Linked DNA regions of Homo sapiens: region 2 is linked to region 1. Evidence: chromatin loops called from intact Hi-C (ENCODE). Cell type or tissue: heart left ventricle. All regions are shown on one strand. Each heading gives the region's core, and the rest is flanking DNA. Links, peaks and the distances in the headings are about the cores only.

Evidence for each region. Peaks named below come from ENCODE experiments on the same cell type or tissue, not always from the same donor. Only the 100,000 strongest peaks of a DNase experiment are listed, where the experiment ranks them.
Region 2: it touches region 1 in a loop (2.1-fold over the local background); 5 of 110 quality-filtered maps call a loop at or near these places.

The regions. Positions count from the first base shown.
Region 1 is chr13:48,744,763-48,755,816 of GRCh38, reverse strand. No RefSeq gene overlaps it. Among named protein-coding and RNA genes, the nearest start is that of CYSLTR2, 96 kb to the right of the region's middle. RefSeq lists an enhancer at 5,244-6,443. In heart left ventricle, for the core only: CTCF peaks have their summits at 4,803, 5,002 and 5,930 (motif pointing left); DNase peaks (open chromatin) are centred at 5,046 and 5,896; H3K27ac peaks cover 5,237 bases.
Region 2 is chr13:48,619,806-48,630,859 of GRCh38, reverse strand. No RefSeq gene overlaps it. Among named protein-coding and RNA genes, the nearest start is that of CYSLTR2, 29 kb to the left of the region's middle. In heart left ventricle, for the core only: no CTCF peak of the experiment used is centred there; no DNase peak of the experiment used is centred there; H3K27ac peaks cover 4,989 bases.

The DNA.
Region 1 (11,054 bases), core at 1,708-9,707:
AGGGTACCAAGTCCCTAGACTGCACACAGCAGAGGGACCCTGGGTCTGGCCCACAAAACCATTTTTTCCTCCTAGGCTCCAGGATCTGTGATGGGAGGGGCTGCTGTGAAGACCTGAGGACATTTTCCCCATTGTCTTGGGGATTAACATTTGGCTCTTCATTACTTATGCAAATTTCTGTAGCCGGCTTGAATTTCTCCTCAGAAAATGGGATTTTCCTTTCTATCCATTGTCAGGCTGCAAATTTTCTGAACTTTTATGCTCTGCTTCCCTTATAAAACTGAATGCCTTTAACAGCACCCAAGTCACCTCTTGAATGATTTGCTGCTTAGAAATTTCTTCTGCCAGATATTCTAAATCATCTCTTTCAAGTTCAAAGTTTCACAAATCTCTAGAGCAGGGGCAAAATGCCACCAGTCTCTTTGCTAAAACATAACAAGAGTCACCTTTGCTCCAGTTCCCAACAAGTTCCTCATTTCCATCTGAGACCACCTCAGCCTGGATTTTATTGTCCATACCATTATCAGCATTTTGGTCAAAGCCATTCAACAAGTCTCTAGGGAGTTCCAAACTTTCCCACGTTTTCCTGTCTCCTTCTGAGCCCTCCGAACTGTTCCAACCTGTGCCTGTTACCCAGTTCTAAAGTCACTTCTGCATTTTCAGATATCTTTTCAGCAGCGCCCCACTCTACTAGTACCAATTTACTGTATTAGTCCATTTTCATGCTGCTGATAAAGACATACCCAAGACTGGATAATTTATAAGGAAAAAGAGGTTTAATGGACTCACAGTTCCACATGGCTAGGGAGGCCTCACAAACATGGTGGAAGGTGAAAGGCACATCTTACATGGTGACAGACAAGAGAAGAAAACTTGTGCAGGGAAACTCCCCTTTATAAACCATCAGATCTAGTGAGACTTATTCACTATCATGAGAATAGCATGGGAAAGACCCGTCCCCATGATTAAATTATCTCCCACTGGGTCCCTCCCACAACACATGGGAATTGTGGGAGCTACAATTCAAGGTGAGATTTGAATGGGGACACAGCCAAACCATATCAGTGAAGGTATGAAGAAATGGAAACTTTGTTATTGTTATTGGCAATATAAATAAATATGAACACTTTTGAGAGCAATTTGGCAATATTTAGTAAAGTTAAAGATGTCTGTAAGCTATGATCCACCAATTCCACTCTTGAGTCGAATGAGCAGAATGCTAGAATAAATATAGAAACTCAATATATGACAGAGATGGCATTATGAATCAGTGGGGAAAGAACAAACTCTTGGATAAATGGCACTAGGATATTACATATGGAAAAAGCTTAACTAGAACCCTATCACACACTATCACAAAAATAGATTTCAAGTATATTCAAGATTTAAATTATATTTATCTTTATGAGAATATCTTATGACCTTAGGGTGGAGAAGGATTTCTTACAAAGATTACAAATTATTAAGGGAAAATTAGATATATTTGAATATCAAATTAAACACCTCTGCTGTGTAGCCAAACATTACAGCTAAAATTGCCTTTAACTGGCAATTGTTTAGTATCCAGAATATATCTAGAGCTTTTATATACCTATAAAAATTGTAAACAATATAATAATAAAGCAGGCAAAAGATATTAAAGAGAAAATTTTTAAGAAGGAAATTTTAATTGCCAATATGCATATGAAAAACATCTCAACTTCACTAGTAATCAAAGGAAAACAAATTAAAGCCACGATGAGATGTTATTTCACCCTGATCAATTTGGCAAAGATTAAAATGTCTGACATTATCAAGAGATGGCAAGGATAACAAATGTCAATGTTATGAAACATTCTTTTAAAAGACTGGGGAATTTTCTAGATTAAAGAAGATTAAAGGAGACTAAAGATACATGACAATTAAATGCAACACAGTATTTGATCCCTGATTGAATTCTGGACTGGGGAAAAATCTATAAAAGGCATTATTAGGTCAGTGGAAAAATTTGAAACTGGCCTGCATAATAGTAGAATTGTATCAATGTTCAATTTCTGAGTGTGATGACTGCATTATTTTATGTAGGAGAATGTCCTTGTTTTAGGATATATATTTAATTATATATTTTATTATATGTATACATGTTGAAATATGGGATACCAAAGGCCAAGAAAATTTTTGAGAGAATAAAAAAGCAAATGTAGCAAAAGGTTAATAACATTGAATCTAGATGAAGTATATACATGTGTTCATTGTACCTTTCTGGCAACTTTTCTGTAAATTTGAAATGTTTCTCATAAAGAAGAGGCAAGAGCATGGAAAAATTAAAACTTTACCATTGTTACTGATGGTATAAATTGATACAACCATGTTAGAGAACAATTTGACAGCGTCTAGTACATTTCAAAGGTGTCTAATCCTGTAACCCACCAGGTCTACTCTTGAGACAGTTCTCAAAAGTGCACAAGTGGACATGTATAATTCTCTGTGGCATTGTTTCTACAGAGAAAAAATGGAGAATAACTAAATGTCTACCAACTACAAAATAGATAAAGAAAGCATTTACTACCATAAAGTGAATGAACTAGATCTATGTGTATCAATATTTTAAAATCTCAACAATAATACTGTTGAGTGAGGAAAAACAACGGAAGGATCAGTATAGTAGGATATCATCTCTATACTATTAAAATAGTTCAAAGCAATAACATATCTGTTTAGGAATGTATACATATGTAGTGAGTATTTTAAAATATTGGTGATGATAGGCTGGGTGCGGTGGCTCACACCTGTAATCCCAGCACTTAGGGAGGCCGAGGCAGGTGGATTACCTGAGGTCAGGAGTTCGAGACCAGCCTGGCAAACATGGTGAAACCCCATCTCTACTAAAAATACAAAAATTAGCCGGGCGTGGTGGCACACACTGTAGTCCCAGCTACTCGGGAGGCTGAAGCAGGAGAATTGCTTGAGCCCGGGAGACGGAGGTTGCAGTGAGCTCAGATCATGCCACTGCACTCCAGCCTGACTGACAGAGCAAGACTCTGTCTCAAAAAAAAAAAAAAAAAAATTGGGGATGGTAAACATCAAAATTCAATAGAGTGAAGAGAGAGAGAGAAATGTGATTGTGGGCCCCTCCCTACCCCCAACTGCAGGCATCAACTGTGCCTATGATTTACCCCTTTAAAAAAGAATCTGGGAACAATATAGCAAAATTTTCACATGTGACAAATCTGGGTGGAGAAGAACAGATTTTTGTGATATTATTCTCTCTGCTTCACTGTAAGCATAAAATATTGACAATATATATTTGAAATTTTTGGCAAGACAAGACCTGGAAATATGCATTTCACTTTAGTTTTACAGGAAGCATGCTCTAAAGTCAGGGGCTGCAGCTCTCAGCGGAGGCTGACTGCAGAAGGTATTTCTTGCAAAACAGCAAGAGCACTGCTGTGGTTTTGTGCCCAAGGAGGGCACTAAATTGACACTGTGAACATTGAGTTGACATGAAAATGCTACAGCTCTATAGTTTGAAAAATGTGTGCACCTGTATCTGCAAGGGACTTAAGACAGTGAATGCAAGCTCTAGCCTTGTAGCTGCACAGCTAAAGGAAAACAGCCCAAAAGTTCATTGTGAAAAAAAATAAAATGTGCTGTGGCCTGGTGTCCTCTTGGGAAGAACCCCTTGCTATTAGGTTGCTGCAAAAGTAATTGTGGGTTTTGCCATTAAAAGTAATGGCAAAACCACAATTAGAACCAGAGGAAGCACCAAGGCAGGGGCTGGAGGGACTGCTCCCCTGGTTCCTTGCTATAAACAGGGATCTTGAGTCAGGCACCCACAGGCTCTTGAGGAAACCCCACGGGTAATGTTTGAAGACTTCCTTTTATTTTCTATTTATTTATTTTTAAGAGACAGGGTCTCACTCTATTATCCAGGCTGGAGTGCAGTGCTGCAATCATGGCTCACTACAACCCCAAACTCCTGGGCTCAAGTGATCCTCCTGCCTTGGCCTCTCGAGCAACTAGAACTACAGGCCTGCCTAATTAAAAAAAAATTTCAGAGACCGTGTCTCGCTTTGTTGCCTAGGCTGGTCTCAAACTCCTGGCCTCAAGCGATCCTCCTGCCTCAGCCTCCCAAAGCACTGGGATCACGGGCAAGAGTCACCACGCCGGGCCAGGGCCGCAGACTTCCTTTTAATAGCCTCAGTAGTAGTGTGTCCCAGACTCTTGTCTAGCCTTGGAACATAGCTGCTCAGATTCTGACTCTAACTGGGAGTGCATAGAGCCTGCTCCTGCTTTTAAGCAGGAACTAATTTTATGGCCTAAGGTGTTGCACTGCGTAACCAGAGAGCAGACAGGGTATTTCAGAATCCATTCATTTGGTAAACATGAAATGGACCTCTCTTTCATTCCAGGCACTGGGCTGGACTGAGCAGCTAAAGGTGAACAAGAGTGAGTCCGGCCCTCAGGGAGCTCATAGTCTAGTGCTGAAGTCTGACAAATAGGTGAACAACAGTAAGAGAAGTGCTCCGTGCTGGCTTTTACAGAGTCCTCTGAGGGTGAAGAGAGCACATGGAACTCTGAGTGTGGCCGGTGTGGTTCTGCAAAGGAAGCAATGTCTGAGCTAAGTTTAAAAGGCATATCTGCCATGATAACACTGCCAAGAAGGCACGTGCCAGGCCTCAGAGTAAGAGAGAGTGTGGGGAACGCAGGGCCCTGCCCTTGAAAGAAGAAAGCTGGAGAAGAGAGATTCCCAAAGCTTTCAAGGCAAGGAGGACTGCATTTTATTAATAATAACCATGGGCTGAAGCCTGTTTAGGCTGGGAATTTCTATCTGTGGAGGCTTCTATCTTGGAATAGTGAAAGTCTTGGCTGGTACTCAGCCATGGAGGGCCCAGGGACGAATGCCTGTTTGATGGTGCTGTTTATCCTTTGGTCTCTTCTTGGTTCAGTGGAACCTCTCAGCTTCAGGAATGTTCAGCTCAACCCAGAAAGCTGCTTTTCTGCAGCTCTTTAGCTCACCAAGCGTCCAGTTGGGAGGAGTGAAGGCAAAAAGGAAGGAACATACCAGAGCACTCAGGAGTCCTGCCAAGCTCCTCGGATGTCCTTGTGATCGCTCCAATGTCAGACTGCTGAGGTCTGAATCCTGTCTCTGGATTCTAGCTATGTGCCTTTAGACAAATCATTTAATCTCTCTGAGCCTCAGTTTCCCTAGTTGTCAAGTGGGAATATTAATAATTCCTACCTCATGGGCTGATTTTAAGGACTAAATGAGATAAAGCCCGTAAGGTAGATAGCACAGTGCATATCAGGTACTTAATACATGTTAATTAACATTATTGTTATTAGTATGCCCATGTTTCTGATGCCTTTTTGAAAATCCATGTCCTTTCCATGCCTTTTCACTCTATCATCTGCATATTAGCACCAGATAGAGTCCATCAAGCTTTACTCTCTGCAGTTTGTATTATGAAAATAGGAGGTGTATTGAATGTTTCTTTTTTTATGCTCCCCTGTAGAGTCTGACACCGGTCTTACCCCCCGTGCAACCCACACAGGCAGTGATTGAGAAACCCGGTGGGGCAGTGAAGGCTTTTAAGCAGGAGAGACACACGACTAGATGAGGCTGCTCACAATATCACTTAATTATCTTGGGATCAAATTTATTACAAGCACCTAAAATGGTTTAGAAGCTTTTGTCTTCATTTGTCAACAGCCCTAATTCTTTTATTTCTGGGGAGATTACTCTTGGGCTTACTGGGTCTATTGTACTCCTCTGGGCATGGGGATGTGATATTTTACACGTTGTTGAATTAAGCCCTTGTCATTTCTGGGCTAACACTCCCCAGATGAGTCAGATGTTCGCTTCTCAGCGGTGTGGCCTCTGGTAGCGGCTCTGCCTTCAAAGGTCAGTTCGCTCTTTTCTCTGAGGGCCCCCGGCTCGGCTGCCACCTAATGGTGAGTTTTGTGATGAGTAAGAAATGACTCTTAAGAAACAGTTCGAATGCGCCCTTGGACATGAGACCCTCTGATGCTGTGAGTCATTCTGGATGACAGCGTGAGAGATATTACTCATCGTTGTGAAAGATGATTGTCTTAAGTGCTTCTGCTGGATGGGAATCTGCCTTTGAAAAACAATTCCATTTTATTTTCATCAAATCTAATAATTTTTTCTCTTCAAAATGGACTCTAGCAGAAGAACCTGGCATCGGGGGAGGAGAGGTGTATTGCTAATAGTCGCCCAGCCTTTGGAATGTGCTAAGGTCTATTTTAAGCACTTAGAATATCTCACTTAATCCTTATTTAAATCCTGAGGTAGGTAGTGCAATCATAACAAAATTAGTAAGTATTATCATTGTTGTGGTTGTTATTTTACGAATGAGAGAATTCAGCTTTGGGCTGGTCTAACAACACTTAGCTACTAAGTGGCAGAACTAGAATTGTAGCCCAGGCCTGTCTGACATCAGTAACTGTTCTTGAGCACACTGCTCCTGAATGATGCACGAGTCTGCACACCCGCTAGGTTCCAGCATGAGCTCATCCCACAAGGCATTTGTTGAGGCCCAGAATTGGGCACTGGTTATCAGCCATGACCTAGACACAGTCCCTTTCCTCCGGAGTGTACAGTCTAGTAGGAGAGAAAATAAAAGTAAACAAGCAATTGCAATAGAGCTTGATAAATCCTATAGTGAAGTGAACAGGAGGTGCTGAGGGACCACATATGTATAAATGGCCTACCCTGTAACCTTGAGGCAGGCAGACAGACTTCCCAAGGAAGGTCACCAAGGTAATTCCTATGGGATGAATGGGAATCAGGCAGGTCCAAGGAAGGAGGGGGTTAGAGCAGAGGGCAGGACATGTCCCACAGAACAAGCAGCAGGTGTGAGGGGCCAGAGGTCCCAGATGGGTGCTGAGTTCTGGGAAAACACTCTCATGACTGAATGGTGTCATGAAGGGACCATGGAGTTGACTCATTTGGCTGCTGACTTTTGCCCTCTATCCCTGGCAGGGCGCTGGCTATCCCATTTTGAAAAAAACACTGCTTTGCAGAGAAAAGGCTCTGAGAAGGAGGAGAGAAGACAGATTTTTTTTTTTATCATCCTTTCTGTGGCCTGAAACGGGCATATGACAGCTGTCCTGGGCCCTGGGGGGAAGCCTGGGTATGCAATCTGTTTTAGCTCCAGGCTCAGCCCTGCCTGGCCTGGTGAACTGGCCAGGGTGGCATGGTCAGGACATCGCAGCACCACATGTTAGATCCTGGTGCAATCTCAAAGCTAAAATTTCAGAGGATACATTGCATTTTCCTATTAAACATAACAGCAGAGAAGAAGGAAACCACTGTAATGGAACAGACTGAAGAGAAGGCTACCAGTTGTGTGCTTGCTAGTACCTTCCACAGGCGGTATGAAGGAATTAGGGGCTCTTCTCTAACCTCTATGACCTTGGGAGGGCCTCCTTTCCCTTTGCTTCTCTGAGACATTGCCCCTCTAATGGTCTTCAGTACAACTCTGTTAGTTGGGTGCTTAATGGGCAAAGCCATTTTACCAAAGGAGTAAACCATGAAGAAGGTAACTCACAGGGATGCAGCATATTTTTGTTAACTGGACTTGGCTTCATACCATGATTGGTCTATGGCCTGATCATTTTTGTTTCTTCTGTTCATTACCAGCCTAACAGGGTCACTTCACCTGGGCCCTTGGAGACACTTTGGACATTCTTGTTAGACTTTTCAGACCTAACCCTTTGGTTCAGGTTGAAATGATTGTTCCAGAGCTTCCTGAATCTCAGCCTGTTGTTTCTTCAGTATTCTGTTGTGCCTCTTAATCAAGTCTCCACTCCCAGGCTCTTTCTCTCCTCAGAAAAATTCTCCCTCAGTGATTGCATGCCTTTCTTTAGGTCTTTGTGACAAGTTAATACCACGGGAGTCTTCTAGTCTTGATGGCAGTGATGAGGACCATCTTGCAAGTCTAATACATGGGACATTGTTGTGGCACTTGCTATGGAAAGTGGAAGGACTTAGCACCAATTTTTCTATTCCCTGCCTGATGTGTAGCATTCTATTAAACCTCTTTCATAGTGTGGTAGTTACCACCTGTAATCCCAGCACCTTGGGAGGCCAAGGGGGGTGGATAACGAAGTCAGGAGTTCCAGACCAGCCTGACCAACATGATGAAACCCCATCTCTACTAAAAATACAAAAATTAGCTGGGCGTGGTGGCACGTGCCTGTAATCCCAGCTACTCAGGAGGCTGAGGAAGGAGAATTGCTTGAACCCGGGAGGCGGAGCTTGCAGTGAGAGGAGATTGCACCACTGCACTCCAGCCTGGCAACTGAGCTAGACTCCATCTCAAAAAAAAAAAAAAAAAATGTAAGAACCTGGACTCCAGTCCTACCATTGGCTAATCTGAATAATATTAGATAATTTATCTCACATCCTTGTGCCTCATTTTCTTCATGTATAAAACGGCATCATGATAATAATTAGTTCATGGGATTGTCCTCAGGGTTAATGGGTTGGCACCTGTACAGCACTGAGACCTGTGACTGGCCCAGAGCAAGTACTATCGAGCATTTGCTTTCTTTGGTCAGCAGCTGTTCTCTTTGCAGACCACTTCCTGTGGTCCCCCTAACCATGATCAAATCACCATTCATTTCTCCCATGTCTTATTTAGATAAGATTTGCTTCAGAAATGAATTGCCAAGACATTCACAATGTTCATTTGGGAAGTGGCATTTCTTCACAGTGACTTCCCCAAGACTTGAGAAAGCCCATATGGAGTAGGAAAGACTCTGGATACACCAGATCCCAGCTCATTCCTTTTACTCAACAAAATCACAGCTTTTTCCTACTGCCTCATTCCAAAAGCCCAGCTGTGGAATGTTCTGGCTGCTGTGCCCATTTCTTCCTCTAATATTAGTTCTGAATTCTCTCGAGTAGGCTCAAGTAATAGGTATAGTAAATTTATTTTCAATAACTTTCCATTAAAATTTGTAATGTATGCTTATGGAGATCAATGTTCTATTGCGTGCTATTTTATACTTTTTAGTCTTGGAGTCTGCTCCATCTATTTGAATGAGGTTTGGATAGATGTTTGCCTTGGTGTTTCTTAATATATTCCTTAAGCCTGAACAAAAGCCTGACATGACAATGCCCACTCATCATTTTCTTCTCTTCAGGAATTGTTTTGTGCAATAATAAAATGCTATTGCTTCTTAGTGATTTGTATGTGGCAAAAGAGCCAAAAATTATATCTGCTGGATCTTGTTTGCCTTAAAAACAAAATTCCGTTTCTTTCAGGTATGATATAATTTGACTTGTCTTATTCTTCATGGATATTACATTTTCATCTTTGTTTTTCTGAATTCTGACATAGTTGTCTCTGTTGCATCATGGGAAAGGTGAGAACTTAAAACAAAAATTCTTACTATTTGAGTTCAGTTTTATCTTCGCAAACATTACAAGACATAAAATGACCTTTGCTGATACTGGCTCCTGTGGCTCAATGCCGCATGGAAGGGACCACAATATATTTAACTGGGAGACATGCCCTACTGACTTTGCAGTTGGAAAAATGGTAAATAATCAAATTCTCTCTTTGTCTTTGTTCACCATCATGATTTTCTGGCAGCAAGGAGAAGTACTCTGAGATGGTTAAGAAGAACATATTAACACAGTGGGTGTGATAGGTGAACAGATTGGGATGAGCACACTTTCTATGATTGAATTTCTTTCTAAGTTGTTGGATAATTTTAAATTTATGTGTATCACCTTTCCATAGTTGAGTGGGAAACTGGGATCTCATATAGGGTCTTTTTGGTTAAAGGATTTGTGGGTTTCCTGCTTAAGAGATCACAAGCCTCTATTCCTCCCCTGAGCTGTTACTGGCCCTGGGTGTTCCTTGGCAATACTATGAAGTAGGGGAAGACCATCTGGGATATCCCCGCTACATCCCTTTCACAGACCCTTCACCCTCTTCTGGGCTCCCTTCTCTGTGGAGTATCTGGCTGCCCAGAGTCCTGTGCTGTCAAACCTCACCCTTGGCAGCTCTCACTTGTTTCCCTTCTTGTTGCCCTGGGGCAGGGGGAAAGATAAAATGTGCAGCATTGCTTTCGGTACCTAGATCCATTTCAAATCATTTGTTTTTTGTACCTGGTCCCATTTAAAAAGTTACAGATATATCTCTATACTTATCACCTATATCAATGACTTAAAATTACTTTATTCGATTTTTCAAGTAAAACGTGTACAAGATTTGTATACTGAAAACTACAAAATGCTGATGAAAGAAATCAAAGAAGCTCTAAATAAATGGAAAGACTTACATATTCACAGATTGGAAGACTCAACATAATAAAGATGTCAGTTTTCCCCGTACAGATTTATAGATTTAATGCAGTTTCTATCAAAATCCCAGTGAGAATTTTTTTATAGTTATAGACTAGTTTATTCTAAAATTCATATGGAAAGACAAATGAATTAGCATAGCTAAAACAATTTTGAAAAAGAATAAATTGGAAGGAATCACTCTACTTTATTTTAAGACCATGTACACTACAGTAATCTTGACAGTGTGGTGTAGGTGAAGGAATAGAAACAAACATAGATCAATGGAACAGAATAAAGCTTCAAGAAATAAACTCGCATAAATATGCTCAACTTATTTTTTATTGTTCTAAGTAAAGTACATATAACATAAAATTTACTATATAAACCATTTTTAAATGTACAGTTTAGCAGTATTAAATACATTCATAATGTACAAATATCACCACCATTCATCTCCATAACTATTTTCATAGTATAAAACTGGAACCCTATACCCATTAAATAATTAATAATTATTTAATAATAATTAGTTATTAAATAATAACTCCCTCCCCTCAGTCTGTAGCATCCACCCTTTTACTTTCTGTCTCTATGATTTTGACTACTCATATTCCTTCATATAAGTTGAATCATATAGTACTTGTATTTTTGTGACTGACTTATTTCACTGAACATAAGGTTCATCCATGTTATAGCATATTGGAGAATTTCTTTCCTTTTAAAGGGCAATATTCCATTGGATAGTGTTTTA
Region 2 (11,054 bases), core at 1,682-9,681, 120 kb after region 1:
AGGAAATAATTAGGTGAATTCTCAAGGTCGTAATCATCTTCTGTGGAATTTGTGAGATTTGCCATTTTCCCATTGCTTTCCTTAGAAACCTGCCTTGCTGTCCAACTTGGCAAAAGCCTATATTCTGAATAGAAAAGGAAGTGACCCCCTGCCACTTGAGGCCACAAACTTGATTCCACCAAAGAGCTGCTGTCATTACCTTTTGCTTTTTGCTGACCTTGATGACAGGTGATAGAAGGAAGGGAAATCTAGCTTGAGAGAAGGTGTGACACAGGCCAATGTGCTCTGCCAGGAATGTTCTCCCTTCAATTTGCATGCCTAATTTCTGCTCACCCATTAGATCTGAGTGTACCTATCACCTGCACAGAGTAGCCTTCCTAGTCACCCGCTCTACTGGACAAACCCCCACAGTGATTAATTTTATGTGTCCAGTTGGCTGGGCCACAGTGTGCCAAGATATTTGGTCACTTTATTCTGGATGTCTTTGAAAGACTGTTGTTGGGTGAGATTTATATTTAAATCACTTGTCTTTAAGTAAAGTAGCTTGCCTTCCCTAGTGTGGCTTGGCCTCATCCAATCAGTTGAAGGCCTGAACAAAACAAAAGGCCAACCTCCCCTGAGCAAAGAGGAGTTCCCCAGCAGACGGCCTTCAACTTCATACAAAATGTGGGCTCTTCCTGGTTCTACTGCAGACTGTCTTTGGACTGTAAACCAAAAATAAATTTTTAAGGTCTCCCAACCATCTGAAAGGACTTCCTCCTCAACCAGGGCTCTTTTAAAATTTAGCATGACAGACTGTTTCAGGCCATGATGGGAAGTGGGGGTCAGACATGCCTCCTCATACCTCTCTGGCATTAACATCAACACAAGACTGTAAGTCTGATATGAAACATTTTACAACCTGTTCTCTCTGAAGCCTACTACCTGAAGGCTTCCTCTACAAATAAGAACTTGGGTCTCCACTGTCCTTTATCTTAACCCAGACATTCCTGTCTATTGATTCCAGGTCTTTAGGTAAACTCAACCAATTGTCAACCAGAAACATTTTAAATTTACCTATAAGCTGGAAGCCCACCCCCACCTCCCACCAGCCCCCACTGCTTCGAGATGTCCCACCTTTCTGGAACATAGCAATGTATTTCTTCAATGTATTTGATTGACGTTTCATGCCTCCCTAAAATGTATATAACCAAGCTGCACCCTGAGCACCTTGGGCACATGTTCTCAGGACCTCCTGAGGGCTGTGTCACAGGCCCATAGTTACGCATATTTGGCTCAGAATAAAACTTTTCAAATGTTTTACAGAGTCTGACTCCTTTTGTTGACGGTACTCAAACTGCAACGCCTTCCTGATTCTCCAGCCTGCCGGCCTCTCCCATGAGACTTTGAACTCACCAAACCTCCACAATCACATGACCCAATTCTTTAAAATAAATGTCTTTCTGTATCTATACACATCCTATTGATTCTGTTTTTCAGTAGAACCCTGACTAATACACCACCCACCCCACACACATTCTTAACTTCAGCCCTTGTTCATGCCCTTCAGAGGCTCATTCCAGTATGCAGCCATTTTAGTCATTGTTTCATCTGTTTCTTTGACATCTTTACAGAATGTAAGTTCATAAAGGCTGGGCACGTCTGCCTTGTTCTTTCTGTTTGTGTCCCTAGTTCTTTTCAGAATGCTGGGCACATAGCCGAAGCTAGTAAGTCTGGGTTGAATGAATGAATGGCTAAAGTTCTCCAGTAGATTATGTACTGGGAAGTCCTCTATATGCAAACAGTTCTTTTTTTTTTTTTTTTTTTTTTTTGAGACGGAGTCTTGCTTTGTCACCAGGCTGGAGTGCAGTGGCAGGATCTCGGTTCACTGCAACCTCCGCCTCCCAGGTTCAAGCAATTCTCCTGCCTCAGCCTCCTAGGTAGCTGGGACCACAGGGGTGTGCCACCACACCCAGCTAATTTTTATATTTTTAGTAGAGACAGGGTTTCACCATGTTGGCCAGGAGGGTCTCAATCTCTTGACCTCGTGATCTGCCCACCTTGGCCTCCCAAAGTGCTGGGATTACAGGCATGAGCCACCACACCCAGGCACAAACAGTTCTAATACATGTGAGAACACTGTGTTGAAAATGCTCATGGCCAGGCAAGGTGACTCACACCTGTAATCCCAGCACTTCGGGAGGCCAAGATGAGAGGATAGCTTGAGCCCAAGAGGTTGAGGCTGCGGTGAGCTGTGATTGAGCCACTGCACTCCAGCTGGATGGCTGCTGCTTCTTTTTTTTTTGAAGCCTGTTTCAAAAACCAAACTTGATATGGTTTGGCTGTGTCCCCATCCAAATCTTGAATTCTAGCTCCCATAATTCTCATGTGTCATGGGAGACACCTGGTGGGAGGTAATTGAATCATGAGGGTGGGTCTTTCCCATGCTGTTCTCATGATACTGAATAAGTCTCATGAGATCTGATGGTTTTATAAAGGGGAGTTCCCCTGCACATGCTCTCTCTCCTGCCTGCTGCCATGTAGGACATCCCTTTGCTCTTCCTTCTTCTATCATGATTGTAAGCCCTCCCCAGCCATGTGGAACTGTGAGTCCATTAAACCTCTTTCCTTTATAAATACCCAGTCTTGGGCTGGGTGTGGTGGCTCATGCCTATAATCCCAGCACATTGGGAGGCCAAGACAGGTGTATCACTTGAGGTCAGAAGTTTGAGACCAGCCTGGTCAAAATGGTGAAACCCCATCTCTACTAAAAAAATACAAAAATTAGCCAGGCATGGTGGCATGCACCTGTAGTCCCAGCTACTCAGGAGGCTGAGGCACTAGAATCACTTGAACCCAGATGACAGAGGTTGCAGTAAGCCGAGATGGCGCCACTGCACTCCACCCTGGGTGATAGAGTGAGACTTGGTCTCAAAATAAATAAATAAATTACCCAGTCTCAAGTATGTCTTTACAACATGAGAACAGACTAATACAAGACCCAAGAGTGATCTTGTTAAAGGTGATTTTGATCATGTCACTCCTCCAGTCTACAGCCTCCAGTGCCCTCCATGTCAAGGTCTTATGGCTGTGGCTAAGGCCCTCTCTGATACCTCCTTCCTATCCTTACCTCTCTCACCTTCCCCTGGTCACTCTCCCCCTTGTTCACTCCATGCCTCTGTGTTGTTCCTTGAACAAATCAAGCACTCCCTGACAGTAGGGCCTTTGCCTCTGCCTGCAAGGCTCTTCCCCAGCTGTCCACCTGGCTTCTCCCTCACCTGCCTCAAGTCTTTCCTCAGGTGTCACTTTCTCAGTGAGGGATATCTCGATTACTGTATGTCAAATTGCACCCAACCCACCCCTCACTCCCAAAACTCTACTCATTTCTATTTTTTGCATCTCACTTAGCACCTCCTCATATGTCATATGACTTGTCAATCTGTTATGCCTTTTCACCGTGCCAAGATATGAGCTCCACAGGGTAGGGACTTCTGTTTTGCCCACTAAAGCTGACACACAGAAGGCATTCAGTCAATGTTTGCTGAGTGAATGAATGAATGAATGAATGAAATGAATGCTTCTGCTGGGACAAAAGTGTCATTTCTTAACAAAAAGCATTTTTTAAAGGGCAGACAGCCATCCTCCCAATGGTTTGTGAAGACTGAATTCCTTGGTTAATTTATCTCCAGGCCACATTCCTCATACCCAGTTTAAGCTGGGATTTTTCCAAGTCAATAAAATCAGGATTAAATTTTTAAAAAAATGTTGGTGAATGCACCTAACACAGTTCCTGGCACAGTATAGGTACCTTATAAATTGTTTCTTCTCCCCTTTCTGATAAGTATGGAATTTTATTATCCTGAAGGAGTGGGATGGAGGCTTGTTTAATAGGAGTCCTTCCGGTAAGAGGGACAAATGATCTGGGACAACAGCAGAGATTGCTCTTCCAGACTTGTGGATAGCAATGACACATCAAAACACTGACAGCATGGAAAGGCATCTCCATAGAAGTAAGCTATAGAATTTCTGGGCTCCTGAACAAGGAGACTACCACAAGCCTGCTCTCTGCATTTGGGCACAATTTTTACTGTTGATGGCCTTGCCCTTGCTCCTTAGTGTCCCCTGGCATTTTGCTTATTTAAAAAATTGTTTATTTATTTATGTTTAAACTCCTCTTACTATCATTCCCAAGCCTTCTGACATTTTGTTTCAAAGCATAGTATCAATATCAGAATGATCTGAAGTACAAAACAGTGGTTTGTGTTCGTCAAGGGGTGCTGGCACCATGAGTTGCAGTTTGACATAATCTCCCGCTCTGGGAACCCCAGCCCTTGAGATTGAAATTTCTAAGCGGCAGTAAAATCACTTAGCAATGGCTCTTTTTAGTGTAAGTGTTGCAGGATTTTTAAGGAATTAGAGAGATCGATGGAGTTCAGGAGGATATTTATCAATTATTTAGGTGCACCAGCCCAGTCAGATTAACATCCAAAGGATTGAGCCCTGAACAAAGAGTTAAGTTACATTTTAAGCATTTCATGGGGCAGGGAGAGATCTGTGCAGGGGGAGGCATACTACAGAAGTGAGAAAAAAACGCAGTTATTCAATCAGTTGAGATATGCATTACATCATTTCTTACTTTTCAAAGAAAAACATGTTTTGCAACTTGAGTTTATCTGTCTAGTGACCTTGCAGCTGCACAGCTAGGGAAACAGGATTTTCACAATGCCTGGGAAAGGAGGAGAGATAAGGTTCACTAGCCACAGAAAAACAGGCAGTTAATTTTTAAAGGACTCCAACTCTTCCTTTTTCTCAGGCGGAATTGGGTTTTCTTACATACAACTGAGTTTTTGCTTACACACTCCTTAATTTCTTTTAATTCCTGTTCCATAAGGAGGCACCTATCTCTCCAAGGAGAGCCTGGGTGACTGACACTTGCTCCAGTTCACTGTTCCACAATGAGCAGCTCTGTGCAAACCTATCCCCAAAGGCTGAGTTTGCTGAGAAGCCAAAGAAAAAGACTCACAAATCCAATTTCTCAGAAAGAAACATTTAATAGGGACTTATGAAAAGAAGCCATGTCTTGGGAAGCTGAGAGATGGTAGATCCCTGTACCCACCCTCCAGAAAGTATTTTTTACATAGCAATTTGTTTTGGTGAAACGTGTCACTGGTCATGTCTCCGACCCTCGGCAAAACTCATGACTAGTGGAAAAGCTAGGTAAGCATCTTTATGAGGGGTTATCTATGCTGCAGTCCTTGTTTCTTGACCTTGCTGCAGAATGCCTTGGTCTACAGGAGTCAAACATTGGTCATTATGATAGTTTCACTTCAAGGTGGTATCACTCTTGCCATACAACAGGATATTCTCTTATACTCCACCCTATAAAACTGGTCCTTACAATCTCATGTGCCCTCCTCTTCTGGGATAGTCCCTGCACCTAGATGGAGGATGCTTGATATTGTATAGCTTTAGCAATAGTGCATTGGCTCCATTGGAGCTGCCATGACAACAGTAAAGGCAAAGCAGGGCAGTAAACAACATATGCATTTAATACCTAAACCAAGAACTAGCTTCATCCAAACCTGCCCAAAACCAGTCATTCAAAAGAGGGGTTTGGTCTGAAAGAGTGGTTATTTGGGTTTTCATATCAGTCATTAATTTAGTGATGTTATCTGATTCATCAGGAATATAAACATAGCATTCAGTTTTTATGATTGCACAAGCCCCCCTTGTGTAACAGTGAGCACGTCTAAAGCCATGTGCTTTTGGAGGACAGACTTTCTCATGAGAGTGACTTCTGTGTTTCAGAGAGAGATTCTCTTGTGGCTATTATTAAAAGCTTTCTTTGTATAATTTGTTACAGCTTCCACATGCTAAATAACATCTTTGATGTCCCGTTGAGGAAGGAAAATAGAAGCTAAGTTGTTGTACCGATAGAAAACAGATTGGGCCCAATGGGATTCCAAATGAAGGAAATTCCCAGGCTTTGAAAGAGTGTGAACTATCTGACCTTGCACCCGTGTGTAACCGAAAGAACATATTAATTTGTGCCATGCATCCAGGAAGTTCCATGTGGGCCAACCAAGAGATGCCTGGATATATTACCCATTCTGTAGCATGCGAATCCATACTTTTAATATTATAATATATAAACATCTGTCTCTTGGTGTCCATCTTATATCCCTTGTTCTATTTGGACAGATAGCTTTAGAATTATTCTTTTGTTTCCAACATAGGGGGACAAGTTGACTAGGCTGGCCAAAAGATAGTTAACCAAATAAATTCATTCTATATTTGGGTTATTTTCATTGCAGTATCAGATCACTTCGTTCTTTAACTGAAGTGTTTCAGGCTGAGACTGAGTTATTTTCATTGACAGAAAAACTCCTCCCATGTCCCTTCTCAGAAAGAATAATATTAATGGGGCATGAGGTTATTTTATCTCTAGTCACATTGTATTCAATACCATCATGTAAATGTGAAAAGCAATAATATATTCCTGATATTCTATCTGTCATCCTTGGAAGGGAACTACCCATCACTGTAGGCCAGAAACACCGGAGAGTGGCATGAGGCTGCATACCCAACGGGTGTTTTTCTGTGAGCCACCAGCATAGTCTTGGCCCATTGTAGGAAAAGGTTTGCTTCATAGGTGACAGCTGGTAATAATGGTGACAGAACATAACAACTAAAGATGAAAAGAAAGAAACAGCGGGTACTGGCAGGGAAGGTCTCCATCTGTTAGGATTACACTAGTTGCTTTATTGAGGGTCATTAACAAAGATGCAGCTCTTGTGTTTTTCAAAGGAGCAGTATACCATACATGTTGCTCAGAGGACGAAATGTTAGCAACTGTAGTTGGAGTAATTTAGTTGGGAGTTCACCATACCAAGGAACCCACCACCATGCCATAGGGTGTGAGCATTTCTCCTGAACACTTACAGCACATGACCATAGATCTGGTGTTCAGTGAGTTCAGTGGTGACCACTCTAACTGTCCAAGATACTCCCTACTCTCTGGCAGGAAATAGTCTAATCAGCCTGGGGATATTTGCTATTCTAAGCCCCAGTAGAGTATCCCCTCCCCGGTACTATATCCATTGGCATCTTCATGTGCAAAGCAGGCTGATTATCAATGAGGTCTGGGAGCAAAGCTGTTATCTCAGTCATCCATATATGCACAGTGGTAGGTTTTGGGGGCAGTTGTACCAACCTGTCTATGGGGCACATGTCCTCCCTCTGGCTGAATTTAAAGAGATAAAGGCTGCAGATAACACATTCATCTACCTGTGCAAGACAGGATTCCCCAGTAAAGTTTGAAGTCGTGCTTTTAATAGGCCATTGTTTTCTCTCAATTGACCCTACTGCTTGGGGTTTATGTGGGAGGTGGAAATGCCCTGCTATATCATGCTCCCTGGCCCAATCCTGAGGGTCACGTCCAGCAAAATGGATCCCTGAGTCACTGTCAATGTGCCATGGATATCCATACATAGTACCAAGAGCCCCTAATCCTTTAATAGTACTGGTTTGATTTGCTTGCTTACAAGGAAAACTTTGCGGCAGTCCAGTAGCAGCATCTACACAGGTCAATACATACTTTTTACCTTGACTTACATGGAGAGATCCTGTCTATCCACTTGCCAGTCTTTGACAGGGTGGACAGCCTTATAAATGTGTCCTGCTTGATGGGGTCTATCAAGCAGGACACATATGTAGACACAATCGCAAACATGGTAAACCGTTTGTTACAACTGTTGGGAAGTCACTATATTTTAAGGGTAGTCTGCCCCCTTGGCTATCTCCCAGGCTACTCTTGTACTTCTGTGACCACTTGTTATATACCTAGGTTGCTTGTTCAGTGGCCTGGGCCAACACGATGTTAGGGTGTTGCTTCTATATTTCCCAGAACTGAGACTTTTGTGTTTGGGGCCACTTTAAATACAATTAAATAGGCCATAGGGTGTTGCAGCTTCTCCCATGTGTCTTGCCACATGTTCATGCCCCATATGAGTCTGTGCATAATTATCCATTTTTCTCATTCCCTTTAGGCTAGCCACATAGTTAAACCTTAAAAGACAGCCCGATGATCAGTACAGGTGGTAAGGGGCCAAGGCTCACGTGTCGTTACTAACCAAGCAGTCTGCAATTCAGCCCATTGATTACTCTGATTGTACCCGTATCAAGCCAGATAGTGTCAGTTTGTGGTTGTATTGCCACAGCAGTTCAAATACAGGGATATCCCCTGCTGGAGCTGTCTGTATACCAAGCATCATCCGGATGAGTAACACTCCTTCTCTTATGCTGTCAGGCACTGGAGAAGCAACTGAGTAGTAGTTGCTCATATGTAACAGGGCCTAACATAGCATGCAATTCTGGGCTCAATGAACTTGTTACCAGAACCCTTCATCACTGCAAATAGGCATGTCATTTATTCAAGGTAGGTGTCTGGGTTCCAGCAGAGATGGGTCTTTTAAACAATCCTTCTATCCATCCCTTGATTGGTAGGCCTGTTCTCACATACGCAAGAAGGGTCTTTGTTAATGGTTCCACCTTCAGTAAAGCATTAAATACTGCTGGCACTTGTTCAATGGGAGTGTATCTGGTTTCAGCCCCTTTCCACAATTGTGACCAAAATCCTAGGTCCAATTCATACCCTCAGGAGGAGCAGTAACATCCAAAGTCCTAGCTGAACCCTCTAAAGGGGTGCCTAAGGCTTGTGCATGCTGTACTAGCACTTTAGCCTGTTCACAAACTTCCTGCTGAGGCGTGTCCCAATCCCAATGTGTCCCATTTCTAATAATTCTATAGTCCCATTTCGAATAAGTTGTCTTAAACATTGGGCTAAGTGTGGAATAAGTTCTTTCCAACAGCCCAAAAGACCCACACATGTTTGGACTTCTTTTACTATTTTCTGAGTTTGAAGTTGTTGGATTTTGATATGGTTTGCCTGTATCCCCACCCAAATCTCATCTTGAATTGTAGTTTCCATAATCCCCATGTGTCATGGGAGGGACCAGGTGGAGATAATTGAATCATGGGGGCAGTTTCTACCATGCTGTTCTCATGATAGTGAGTGAGTTCTCACGAGATCTGATGGTTTTATAAGGGACTTCCTGCTTCATTTGGCACTTCTCCTTCCTGCTGCCATGTGAAGAAGGACATGTTTGCTTCCCCTTCTGCCATGATTATAAGTTTCCTGAGGCCTCCCAGCCATGCTGAACTGTGAGTCAATTAAACCTCCTTCCTTTATAAACTACCAGGTCTCGGGTATGTCTTTATTAGCAGCATGAGAACAAACTAATATAGACTTTGTCAATTACTGTACCCGGTATGAAACCAGTCTTCTCCTGAGAACTTCACTGCAGATCCTGGGCCCTGGATATTCTGAGGATTGATTACCCATCCTTGTTCCCATAGATGAACACACAATGCTATAAGGCTTTCCTGTGTTAACCAAAAAAGTTAGGCAGATGTCTCTATCAGTAGATGTTTATTGAGCCAACGTTTGAGGATGCACTGGGAAAAACACAAGCCACAGGAACGTCTGTGTCCTGTGCTTTTCAAAGAGGGCTTGGGAACTCAGTGTTTAAGGGTGAAAGAGCAAGAAGGAGGGAAAAAGAAAGGGAGGGTAGGCAGTGAGGCAAATGTTTACATTCTTGTGAAGCTCTAATTAACACTCAGTAAATCTACATTTTAGATAAGATAAGGTAAACATTTGAAAAGAAGGAGTAGCCCAGGTGCAGTGGCTCATGCCTGTAATCCCAGCACTTTAAGATGGCAAAGTGGGCAGATTGCTTGAGCCCAAGTGTTCGAGACCAGCCTGGGCAACATAACAAAACTCCATCTCTACTGAAAACACGAAAATTAGCCAGGCGTGGTGATATGTGCCTGTGGTCTCAGTTACTCAGGAGGCTGAGGTGGGAAAAATCACCTGAGCCCAGGAAGTTGAGGCTGCAGTGAGCTGTGATCATGCCACTGCACTCCAGCCTGGGTGTTGGAGTGAACCATTAAAAAAATAAATAAATAAAATTAAAAAAGGAAAGAATGAAAGAAAAGAGGGAGTAGAGGAAAAAGAAGTTAATTATGCATCCATCTCAACATAGGCAGAGGAGTGATTTATTGTCTTGCCCTTGGTCTGTGCCTGCGAAGACAAGCTAGATAAGTTTGTCATCAATATTGTCAGTGTGAGATTTAACAGAAATCAGTTTTAGGAGTTAAAACTTTGGTTGCAGACCCACGGTTACAATTGGCATGGCTGATTTTGTAGGGGGACATGTATCTTGAATGATTTCAGGGCTAACAAGGAATTTTCTTGTAAGCAATTTGTGAGGCAGGCTATCTGGGCAGGTACATGACCTTTTTCCATTGTTGGAACTTGGCTTAGGTATAATGCTGTGACAGAGTGTTGTGAAGTTACACCTCTCTGGTTAAGGGAAAAAAGGAAGGCAGTGTTGCACGACTTATTTTCCAGGCTTAACTTTCTCCTTGGCATACTGAGTTTGGGGTCCCAAGGTTTCATTTTCTTTTACACCTGTAACACATTAAAATCTTCAGAGGCTAACAAAATGTCATCAATATAATGAAACGAAGAAAGAAAGGATAGGAGTGAGAAAAAAGACAAGTCTCTAGCCACCATTCCTTGACAAATGGTAGGACTTTGAAGACATCCCTGGGGCAACAGGTGAAAAGTCCACTAGCAGCCTTGCCAGGGAAAAGCAAATTGGTCTTGTGATTGTTCAATGGAGGAGTGCTGAAAAAGGCGTTAGCCAAATCTGAGACAGTGTGATGTGTCCCCAGCACAGATACTATGTCATCAACTGTTTAACTAATATTAAGAACCACAGGCCGGGGCTGGGTGTGGTGGCTCATACCTGTAATCCCAGCACTTTTTAAGGCTGAGGTGGGCAAATCACCTGAGGTCAGGAGTTCGAGACCAGCATAGCCAACATGATGAAACCCTGTCTCTACTAAAAATACAAAAATTAGCCAGGCATGGTGGCGCATGCCTGAAATCCCAGCTACTCAGGAGGCTGAGACAGGAGAATCACTTGAACCCAGGAGGTGGAGTTTGCAGT